2 separate regions of the Homo sapiens genome follow, and region 2 is linked to region 1. Evidence: chromatin contacts called from ENCODE Hi-C or POLR2A ChIA-PET data. All regions are on one chromosome and are shown on one strand. Each heading gives the region's core, a stretch centred on a gene start or an enhancer-like site at or near the end of the contact. The rest is flanking DNA. Distances are from core to core; before and after follow the strand shown. Region 1 has its middle 160 kb from the start of TLE1. Region 2 overlaps TLE1 (TLE family member 1, transcriptional corepressor).

What was found. Hi-C counts contacts between places; a loop is a spot of excess contacts on that map. ChIA-PET counts read pairs that join two places held with the same protein, here RNA polymerase II (POLR2A). Pooled maps may share reads with other maps.
Region 2: a loop to region 1 is called in a pooled map, with 4 times the contacts of the local background. The contact joins two enhancer-like sites. A Hi-C loop is called at or near these places in 1 of 168 maps with a recorded cell type or tissue (Caco-2) and 3 of 50 pooled maps. POLR2A ChIA-PET finds 5 or more read pairs at or near these places in 3 of 52 experiments (MCF 10A, activated B cell and activated naive CD4-positive, alpha-beta T cell).

What each region holds. Positions count from the first base shown.
Region 1 is chr9:81,521,751-81,527,666 of GRCh38, forward strand. No RefSeq gene overlaps it. Among named protein-coding and RNA genes, the nearest start is that of TLE1, 160 kb to the right of the region's middle. RefSeq lists an enhancer at 1,413-2,612. Within about 2 kb of position 1,686, at least 3 of the 41 ENCODE cell types and tissues checked have a DNase peak (open chromatin) inside an H3K27ac peak, as active enhancers do.
Region 2 is chr9:81,653,421-81,659,354 of GRCh38, forward strand. It overlaps TLE1 (TLE family member 1, transcriptional corepressor), which reads right to left. Exons shown (of 20, transcript NM_005077.5): 5 at 554-616. Among named protein-coding and RNA genes, the nearest start is that of TLE1, 33 kb to the right of the region's middle. Within about 2 kb of position 2,636, at least 4 of the 41 ENCODE cell types and tissues checked have a DNase peak (open chromatin) inside an H3K27ac peak, as active enhancers do.

The DNA.
Region 1 (5,916 bases), core at 436-2,935:
GTTCTCACTCTGTCTCCTAGGCTGGAGTGCAGTGGCACAATCTCCACTCACTGCAACTTCTACCTCTCAGGCTCAGCCAATTTTCCTGCCTCAGCCTCCCAAGTAGCTGGGATTATAGGCACGCACCACCATGCCTGGCTAGTTTTTGTATTTTCAGTAGAGAAAATAAAATAATAATAATAATAATAATAATTTTTGTATTTTCAGTTTTACCTATGTTAGCCAATCTGGTCTCGAACTCTTGACCTCAAGTGATCCACCCACCTCGGCCTCCCAGAGTGCTGGGATTACAGGCATGAGTCACCACACCTGGCCTATTTATTTATTTAGAGACGGAGTCTCACTCTTCACCCAGGCTGGAGAGCAAAGGAGCAATCATAGCTTGCTGCAACCTCAATATCCTGGGGTCAAGTGATACTATGGCCTCAGCCTCCTGAGCAGCTGGAACTACAGACACACTCCACCACTCCTGGCTAATTCTTTTGACTTTTAGCATAGATGAGGACTCACTGTGTTGCTCAGGCTGATCTTGAACCCTTGAACTCAAGCAGTCCTCACACCTTGGCCTCCCAAAGTGCTGGGATTACAGGTATGAGCCACCATGTCCTGCCCGCAACTTGAAACAAATCTTCAGATAAACTAGATATGGGCTCTCCTGTAATTAAAAAAAGAATGACTGTCGTTCTTATCCATTCTGAGAACATACTCCTTCTCTAATGTTCTAAAGAAGATAAACATATTTGTCCACTATAATTAGGTAGTAGAGTGTTAACTTTGATTATAATTAAGCCAAAGTCCATTTTTGGCCCACATGTCTCTGCCACAAGATAAATAATGATAAACAATTCGGCCCCTTGGGTTCACTCATCTGATTAACTGGAGGATATTTTGTGGTTAATGGAATCCTGATAAATCTATCATGAGCTCATCAAAATTTAAACTTCTGCATTATATCATTAAAGAATCTCAGTCTCAAAATCTTCCAAGAACAGTGAATATTATATTTGGCCACCAAAAAAATCCACTCCCTGTTTTGTTAACTCGTCAGCTCTCTTTAGACATCCACATCCATACGTAAGCACACCCTCCCAGCCCATGAAGTCAATGTGTTTTGGGGAAAGCCAAGCTCCGCCCCTAGCTAGTCAGCCCCAAGGTAAGCAGAGCATTCCTCTCCCTGGGCAGAATAATTGGTTCAGGGATGGACTCCTGATTCAATTGCAAGTCAATTAAATATGAGAAAAAGGTTTTTTTGTTTGTCTTTTGGGGACTTTCTTTTGTCACAATCTGGGACTGAAGCTTTTTGACCACAGAGAAGGAAGATCCAGAAGGAATCCTCTCTCCATATTTGAAACAAGTAGCAATGAAGCCATCTCTTAACCACAAGAGGGAGCCAATCCTTACGTTGAAGCTGACACCATGACAGTAGATAGAGATAGAAACTACGTTCTGGTTGTCCAACAGAAACTACTCTTCGTACACCTTTTTGATCTATAAACGGATAGTTTTCTAATTGATCTATGAAGACATTTTGAAAGCCCTTTCAAATGACTTGCTTTGGTTCAAAAGTACACACTGCTGCATTTCCCCTGGCTCCATAGTCCAATATATCTGTCAAAGAAGGAAATGAGGTTACTGTAATGATGACCCAACCAATTCCTCTTCTTGGAACTCCCGGAAATAAAGCTCACAGTTCAACAGTTTGCAGAATCTCCCTTCCTCCTTTTGAAAACTGGAATGGTAGGTAAAATGGCATTTACCCATATCTGATCTTTTAACATACTCCATGTTTGCTGAGATTACTCACCAATCTCATTTACAAGATTTTTTTTAAGATGTGGAAATATCGGCCGGGTGCGGTGGCTCACGCCTGTAATCCCAGCACTTTGGGAGGCCGAGGCGGGCGGATCACCTGAGGTCGGGAGTTTGAGACCAGCCTGACCAACATGGAGAAACCGCGTCTCTACTAAAAATACAAAATTAGCCAGGTGTGGTGGCGCATGCCTGTAATCCCAGCTACTCGGGAGGCTGAGACAGGAGAATTGCTTGAACCCGGGAGGCAGAGGTTGCGGTGAGCCGAGATCGTGCCATTGCACTCCAGCCCAGGCAACAAGAGCAGAACTCTGTCTCAAAAAAAAAAGTGGAAATATCATTTATAGAAAAATATGCATTTACAACACGGGGGTGTGCTTTACCCTCTCTTTACAATTTCTTTACCTGTTTGGGGTTCTCTCTTTCCCTTTGCCCAGTCGGAGCTCCTTGAAGCACAGTTCTAATTAAGGAAGCATTGTCATCATTTTCTTTCCTATATTAAATTAGATAGAAGTTTCTTTGTCCCAGAAAAAGTCCAGAGGTAGCTCACCCATGGTAGGTGTGGCAGTTTCATAGTCATCATAGTCAGCAATCTTTAGCATAAACCTCATGGTCCAACTGGCTAAGAGTGTCAAGGTTGTCCATATCCCAAGCAGCACGAAGGAGAAAGAGGTGCAGAAGAATGTGTTCTTCCCTTTAAAGGACTGCATTGGTTATCTTATGCTAGGTTATGCTGTGGCAACAAAGTCCAAAATAACAGAGGCTTACAACATATTTTTCTCACTCTCTTCACAAGTTGTCTGTGGGTTGGCTGAAACTCTATTCCACATTTTCTCCCATTTGGGAATTGTTATGGGCTAAATTTGTCACTCCAAAAATTCATACATTGATGTCCTAATACGTAGTAGCTCCGAATATAACTATATTTGGAGATGGGGTCTTTTAAAAGGTAATTAATTTCAAAATGATGTCATTAGAGTGGGTCCTAATCCAATATAACTGGTGACCTTATAAGAGGAAATTAGGACACAGACATGTGCAGTGTGAAGACAGGAGAAGACAGTCATCTATAAGCCAAGGAGAGACGCCTGGAACAGATCCTTCCCTCGTGGCTCTCAGAATGAACCAGCTCTGCAGACATTGTGATCTCTGACTTGTAGCCTCCAGAAATTGTGAGAAATAAATTTCTGTTGATTAAGCCACCCAGTCTGTGGTATTCTAACAGCCTTAGCAAACTAACACAGGGATCTAAACTAAAGAAGCAGGCTTAAGTCTCGTGGCAGAGGGAAGAGAACAATGGCTGATCTATGCAATTTCTCTTAAAGCTTCTGATTGTATGTGGCATTTGTCACCTGTTCTTCACATTCCATTGACCAAAGACAATTATATGACCAAACTCTACACTAATTGAGAAACAGAGTAGAATCTTCTTAGAGGGAAACACTGCAAGTCACATGGTTATGGGGATGGACATATAATTCTTTCACAGGTGGGCAGCAAATGGTAAAAACAATAATAACATTACCACAAAGACACTGTTCTGGTTATCTATTACTGTGCAGAAGCTATACCAAAACATAGTGGCTTTGATTTATTATTATTCCTCACAGTTGTGTGGATGGACTGGGTTCAACTGAACAATTGTCATTTGGGGGTCACTATAGTCAGATGGGGCTGTGTCATCTGAAGGCTCAATTGGGCTGTACATCTAAGATGCATCACTCACATGGCTAGGAGATGAAGCTGGCTGTCAGCCAGAAGCTCAGCTGGGACTCTAAACCTGAGCATCTGCACATGGCCTTTGCATGTAACTTGGGCTTCTCACAGCACAGCAGGTAGAATGCAGCCTTAGAACCTGACCAGATTCAAGGTGAGGGAGGTTAGACTGCATCTCTGGATGAATGACTTGCCAAAGGATGTTTGGCCATTTTTAACCCACCATTGGTCAGTCCAACTTCCACTATATCTCATTGGCCAGAAGCTAGACATTTGGTCCCATCTAGCATCAAGGGAGGCTGGGAAAATACTTTATGTAACGCAATCTTTTCATTTATTTGTTTGTTTATTTATTCACTTATGTAGCAGTGCCCTGCCAAAAACTGAGGTTCTGTTATTAAGGAGGAAGAAGTAAATGGACATTGGGATCAGCAATTAGGAGTCTTTGCCATTTCTTCTTTATATATATCCTTTTTATTCAGTGTTCTCTCTTAAAATAATCCCCATCCTCTCTAGAAACTCATCATTTTTTAAAATCATTTGTTTATTTAACAAAATAATAAATATGCAGTTTTTCAGTTAAATAATAGCCCCCAAAGGCTTATTATAAAAATTTTAAAATAACTATTTTAGACTTTTTTTTATAATTCTTCTTTCAACATTTATTTCAAAATTTCTAAACAGAACTCTTTATCTTTTGGAAAGACTTCCTATCCCATCCACTCATAAATTGCCCACAACTCAATTTCAGGAAAACCCATAGAACCCTTTGTATTTCTGGCAAGATCCTCCCATTCAACATCCCACTATGTATCTGCAGTCTCACATTTCACATCATATAGCAGATTATGCCCACGGTGGATGCCATGATAAGAACTGATTTTCATGTCCCCTTAAAGTGATCAGGACTACATGCATCATACATTGCATACCTGCCATCCCAGTCTCAACAAAGAGTCCACTCCCCAGAGTCATCTCTTACCACGTAGACTCTATCCCCATATGGGTTTGCACCTCCTCTAATCTGACGCAATCACCCCCCCCACATGACTCCCTAACACCTTGCCCTGTACCCTGAAGAACTCAAAATGCCCTATGCTGGTGACCTTCCCTCTGAAAGTTACCTTCACCTTCTTGTTCTAGCTGGAGTTTTCAGGTATCACTTCAAGGGCAGCCCTTTCAAGCAAGGACTGTTTTTATTCTCACATCCAACACTCAACAACTGTTGAAGATGGGCTAGGTTTCCCCTTGCTCCTTATTTCTACTGCCAAACTATTGTTTCCCCTCTACTCTAAAATTCCCCAGTTACCTGGAAGCATGTATTGTCAGAATAAATGACCAGATTAACCTGCCCTTGTTGCAATAATCTACTTTCCATTCATGTTGATGTCCTAGACAGCGTCATTCTCAACAACTATACTGACTCCAAAATTTCCATGTCAAGAGTCTCACTGAGCTCATCATCTTCTGTTTTTCTTGGGCATTCCTCCAACAATTCTGAGCCAATATGCTTCAACCACAGTGGAATCTCCCATTGACTGCCTCTTCCACTTTTCACTGTCTGTCATACTTCTACCACTGCCTCCTCACCCTGGTTAGACTCCACAATCCCCTACTGTAATGTTTCCCTTTCATATACCTTCGGTGTTTTTGTTCTTTTCTTCTTTTGTCCTCCAAACCCAGCAAGATCCCAGTACAACTATGTGTCTGCATTTAAGCAGCTGAACACGAAAGGAGAAATCCTCACAACCACACTGATGGCTCACTCATTAAATGTTTGTGCTAATTTCGGACGGGGCATCGGCACTGCCAGACAAGCCCTAGTCAACATTTTCTGACATAATTTGCTCTTCCACTCTCCAGGAGGCCTGTTTCACCATGTCTGCTTTCTCTGCAAAACTTCAATAACAACTACTCCCTATAACTCACTTTCAGCTTTTTTTTTTTTTTTTTTGGCTAAGAAAATAAAAACAAACCAAAAGGTAAACCGCAATGAGAACCCACCTCAAAATTTCATAGAAAAGACCATGAGTGTTCTGAATATCTAAAGGAAAAGTGGCCGGGTGCGGTGGCTCATGCCTGTAATCCCAGCACTTTGGGAGGCTGAGGCAGGCAGATCACCTGAGGTCAGGAGTTCTAGACTAGCCTGGCCAACATGGTTAAACCCCGTCTCTACCAAAAAATAAAAAAAGTACCCGGGTGTGATGGTGCGCATCTGTAGTCCCAGATACTGGGGAGGCTTAGGTGGGAGGATCACTTGAACCTGGGAGGCGGAGGTTGCAGTGAGCCGAGATTGTGCCACTGCACTCCAGCATGGGTGATAGAGTGAGACCCTGACTCAATAAATAAATAAATAAAGGAAAAGTAGGGAAACAGGTGGGAAAAGTATAG
Region 2 (5,934 bases), core at 1,386-3,885, 130 kb after region 1:
TCCTCCCTCAAAGAATGTTAAGATTAAACCTCTATGACTTTGTAACTAAACAAAATAGCTTATACATACATATGACTCATTAAGTTAATGTATTTTGGACTATTATCATCCACCCCTTCAAGGACAGCATTAAGACAACTGCCTTGATACATAAGTACAAAAGAACTATCTGCCTCCATAGTAAAGTCTACCTTGATGGAACCATTTTTAAAAGTCAGTATGAGAACAGCTTTCTATTTAAAAGATATAAAAGACACCTGAATTTTCAGTAGCTCTCAAGCTTATGCTACTTAAAGCAAAAGCTGTACATTGGATAGTCATTTTGCAGTTTTCCACAGGAAAAAAAATTAATTTGGGGGTTGAGCTATTGTCACCATTTCTACAGTGTGCCCTCAGATGTGTTGGATAGACTAGCAGGGGGTTTACACACTTCAGCTGTAACAGATGTTCTTCACACTTGTTCCTTGTGATAAAATTAACATCTTAAAACTAGCTAATTTGCAAACAGAGAAGCAACATAATTGCACTTTAACAGCTGAACAATTTTACTTACTTCCTGAGACAGAAATGGGATGACTTGTGCACAAATCGTATTCAATCTCTTGGCGATTTCAGTCTATAAAGACAAAGCCACACAAATGTTTAGAATACTTCACAATCAGTTCAGAAAGGTAAAACTTCATACCCCTAACACTTCAGTCCTCCTCTCCCTTGCTCTGGAAATGTGTATAAAATGGTTTCCCCAGGTTATGTTACTAATACTTATCTTGAAATAAACAGTAGATATTAATCCCACTTGCAAAGTAAGCCACAACTGCACACTTCATTGTAATAAGAGATGAGTAGTTTGATTGAGTTGGAAAATCTAGGCGGTTTAAGGCTATATGATCATTTAATATGGTGACTATATATATATACACATATATATATGTATTTTTGAGACAGAGTCTTGCTCTGTCGCCCAGGCTGGAGTGCAGTGGCACGATCTCGGCTCACCACAAGCTCTGCCTCCCGGGTTCACACCCTTCTCCTGCCTCAGCCTCCCAAGTAGCTGGGACTACAGGCGCCCGCCACCACTCCCGGCTAATTTTTTTCTATTTTTAGTAGAGGTGGGGTTTCACCGTGTTAGCCAGGATGGTCTCGATCTCCTGACCTCGTGATCCGCCCGCCTCGGCCTCCCAAAGTGCTGGGATTACAGGCGTGAGCCACTGCACCCAGCCAAGTGTACTTTTTCAATGATGGCACACCATGACACATTTATGTCATTATTGCAAGTTCATTCAAGCGGGTGTCAGAAGCCACTGCAGCTGCAGCACTGTCAAAGCAGTCCACCTTTCAAAGATGAGGCCTAAGGTGATAGAGTAGAAGAAAGGCCTGCTGACCTCTTTGCCACTTGTCCCAGCTCTTGTACAACTGAAAAAGGATTTTATTGTTCATAGCTTCCCTAAGTCTCAAACTTTCAAACAAACCAAGAAAACATGACTAAAAACATTCCAGTCTAGAGGGTGATGGTCAAGTCATGATATCCTGAGTATTCGGAAAGTTTCGCCACAGTTCAGTAACAAACTCAAAGACCTCACCGACAGGGCCCAGGGGTCAGCTGAACATAATAAAAGGTGTCCTTAGTGTCTATAGCACGGGCTGTTTTAAAGAAGGCAGGAAAGGCCGGGTGCGGTGGCTCGCGCCTGTAATCCCAGCACTTTCTGAGGCCAAGGCATGTGGATTATGAGGTCAGGAGTTCAAGACCAGCCTAGCCAAGATGGTGAAACCCCGTCTCTACTCAAAATACAAAAATTAGCCGGGCGTGATGGTGGGCGCCTGTAATACCAGCTACTCGGGAGGCTGCGGCAGAGAACTGCTTGAACGAGGGAGGTGCAGGCTGCAGTGAGCCGAGATCACGCCACTGCACTCCAGCCTGTGCGACAGTGAGACTCCACCTCAAAAAATAAAAAAAATAAAGAAGGCTGGAAAAACCTTTGCTCCGCTCCACATCCACAGCAGTCCCTCTGCTACAAGGGACAAAAACTGGCAAGAGAGGGAACAGAGGGTACTCTACTTCTAGCCCAGGGAAGGGTCCACCTGCAGCACCTCCAACACCCTACAGCAATGCAAAGCAGCTCTGCTTTCCTCTACCTAGGAAGAACCAGTTCTGCTTTTTTAAAAAAGAAAAAAAAAGTCATCTGTAAAGAGGCCCATCCTTGACCTTACTTATTTCATCATTTTGTCAATGCTTACTAAATGCCACCTATATTACTGAATTAAGCAATGAAAAGGATCACAAGAAAAAAACTTAAAAGCACGCAGTCCATGACCTTGAGAAATAGAGAATGGAAAAAGACAAAGTAGAAATCCCAGGAACAAAGTCGAGCCTGCGGTGAGCTGAGATCGCGCCACTATACTCCAGCCAAGGCGACAGAGCAAGACCCTGTCTCAAAAAAAAAAAAAAAAAGAAAAGAAAAGAACAAAACCCCAGGAACTTTACAATCAAGCATATAAAAAACAGCAGCCTTGTATCTTCTAAGATGATCTGAATTAACTAAGCAAAGTCTTTGGTTTTATAAGATTGGATTTAGTCTGACCCAACCCAATTCTCCCTGACCACCAATGAGACAAGGTTACAGACAGACCATGCCTTGGACAAAATGTACTAGAAGGGGAAATGACTGGTAGAGAGAGGAAGCCCGTGCATGACCTTGCTTTAGCCAGCGAGGCAGATATATGCAAAAAGGGTGCAGCTGTACCAGGTACAAAAACAGAACTGGGTCAGCCCCACCCAGTTCATTTGATCACAGCCACCCACTCAAGCTACCTCAAGGTCATGGCTCTCCTCGAAAGCATGGGCAAGGCTTTCCTTTGCAACAGGGTTCTGCACTGTCTATTTGAGTGCATGTAAAGGAGTAGAGATGCCTTTGGTAGGTATCCTACTTAGGTCCTTGCTCCCAACTCCCTACCTACCACACATTCCTGCAACACTCTGTACATTCCTCTTCTCGGAAATTCACATTGAAGGTTTCCAGTTTTAAAAATGATATATGCTCACTTTGAACTCATACACATGCACACAGATACATATACAGAAATATAAAAGAAAGTTAAAATAACCCTGAGCCCATCATCCAAGGATAAGCATGGGTAACATATTGGTGATTTTAGGATACCATCATTCCAGGTTCTCACTTATGTGCACAGAAGCCCAGAGTGAGAGACACATTTTAATACCAAGGGGTTTCCGTTACATACCCTGCCTTTCTATAATTTGTTAATCAAACATGTGTCAGGGACACCATCCCAGTCAATACAGATTAACAAGTACCTTGAAACATTCCACCATACAAGCATATAGATGTCTAAGTACTATTGACACCAGTGAATATTTATGTTTCATTTAATTTTGCACAATTAACAACTCTGTCAAATACGCCTCCACACAGATCTCTAAAAGGAATCCCTAGATGTGAAACTGCTGGGTCAAAGTGTATGCATATTTTAAGTTGCAATGCATGCTGCCAAACTGCCCAGCAGAAAAGCTGTACCAATTATTGCGAGTTTAGGAGGGTTCCTGCTCTCCCACCCAGTGTCAATATTGAGTTTTGTTGACCTTCCTTTAATCTTCATCCATCTAATGGATTAAAAAATGACCTCATTTTTATTTGCATTACTTGAATTCTTCCTCTAGTTAAACATCTTTTCATGTATTTATTGCTCCACTCTATGTTTCCTTTCTCCATTCTTCCATTGTTGCTTAATCATTTTTGTCCTTTGGTGGTGCTTCCTTGAATGGGACAAATATTAACCCTTTATCAGAGTTTGCTCAGCTTGCCACTTGTCTTTCAACCTTGCTTAATATGATTTTTTTGCTGTATAGAACTTTAAGTCTTTATGTGGTCAAATGAAAGCATTTTCTTCCTATGCTCCTGGCCTTTAGGTAAAGATTAGAACACATCAATATCATAAAAGCCATTCTTACTTTTCTTCTAGTGTGCTATGGCTGCACTTTTTATGCTTAACTATTTAACTGGAATTTATTTTGGTTTAAGAAAAGATGCCCTCATCTTTAACTATGATAGCAACTATGTGTTACTACCTAGAATGGCATCAAAGTAGACTTGAACATGGTCGGAGGACAGTTAAGATCCAGTCTGAATGAAATGAACTTGTAAACCTTTAATAATATTAAAGTTATCAAAAATAAAATAAAGAAAAGAAAGACATATGAAAGCAAAGGCAATGAATACAGTGGTCTCTCGGTATCTGTGAGGGATTGGTTCAGAATCCCCCATGGAAACCAAAATCTAAGGATGCTCAAGTCCTTTATATAAAATGGTGTATTTGCATATAACCTATGCACATCTACCCATACACTTTAAATCATCTCCAGATTACTTAAAATACCTAATACAATGTAAATCCTAGGTAAATGGTTGTTGTATTATTTAGGAAATAATGACAAGAAAAAAGTCTGTACATGTTCACTACAGACATAATTTTTTTTTTTTTTTTTTTTTTTAAGACAGAGTCTCGCTCTGTCACCTAGGCTGGAGTGCAGTGGCACAGTCTTGGCTCACTGCAACCTCCACCTCCCGGGTTCTAAGGAACTCTCCTGCCTCAGCCTCCCAAGTAGCTGGGATTACAGGCACGTGCCACCATGCCCGGCTAATTTTTTGTATTTTTAGTAAAGACGGGGTTTCACCATGTAGAACAGGCTGATTTTAAACTCCTGACCTCAAGTGATCCACCTGCCTCAGCCTCCCAAAGTGCTAGGATTTATAATCCTAGCATGAGCCACTGTGCCTGGCCGATGCAATGTTTTTTAAAAAAAAGTATTTTCAAACCATGGTTAGCTGAATTCACAGATGCAGAACCCACAGATACAAAGGGCCGACTGTACTATGTAAGTTGGGTTAGACTGGATAAGCCTGAAACAGGAGGAGAAAAGTTAGAAATCAAAGCTCAAACTGATGAAAAACATCGAAAGCCATACCATATGTCCTGGAAATTCTACATAAATGGTCTGGAGAAGAAGCAAATAGGAGCAATAGAGGAGAGTCTTACCCAAGACTTCCCCTCCGTCTGCCAGGTCTCTAAACCCTAATCTTAAACTATACTGACAAGCCAGCTTGACTTTTGAGCCAGAAAATCTAAATCCAAGTCTTGGACTGTTCTATTAACAAGCTGGTTTACCCCAGAAAAGGCGCTGACGTCCTCTGAAATACCCTGGCTCCTTCACCTGCACAACCTACCTCCTGGCAGGTGAGGGTACACAGCTTACCCAACAATGCTCTGTGAGTCCTAAAACATCACTAGCTCTCCAAGAGGACTTCATGAACATCTTCCCTTCAAATAGTCTGGATTGCAGCAGCATACAAACTGGCAATAATTCTTAGTATTATCTCTTGCTTCAACAAAAGGGTATTCTGGTAAGATTCTTAATTTAGCACAAATTAACAAGTCTCGTAGTGACTTTATTTTATTTATGTATTTATTTATCTATTTATTTATTTTTTTTTTAGATGGAGTCTTGCTCTGTCACCAGGCTGGAGTACAGTGGAGCCATCTTAGCTCACTGCAACCTCCGACTCCCTGGTTAAAGCAATTCTCCTTCCTCAGCCTCGCGAGTAGCTGGGATGACAGGCACGCGCCACCACACCTGGCTAATTTTTCTATTTTTAGTAGAGATGGGGTTTCACCATGTTGGCCAGGATGGTCTCGATCTCCTGATCCTCGTGATCCGCCCACCTCAGCCTCCCAAAGTGGTGGGATTACAGGCGTGAGCCACCGCGCCTGGCCTCTCGTAGTGACTCCTGCCCATGCTTCTATTCTTGATTGGAGTGTGCTGGCAGGTTAACCTGGGTATTTGACCCTGCTGCCTTCCACCTCTTGCAAAGGCTAGACAACTCCAGTGAAAAACTGAGGGCTAACTGTATTTCCCACCTA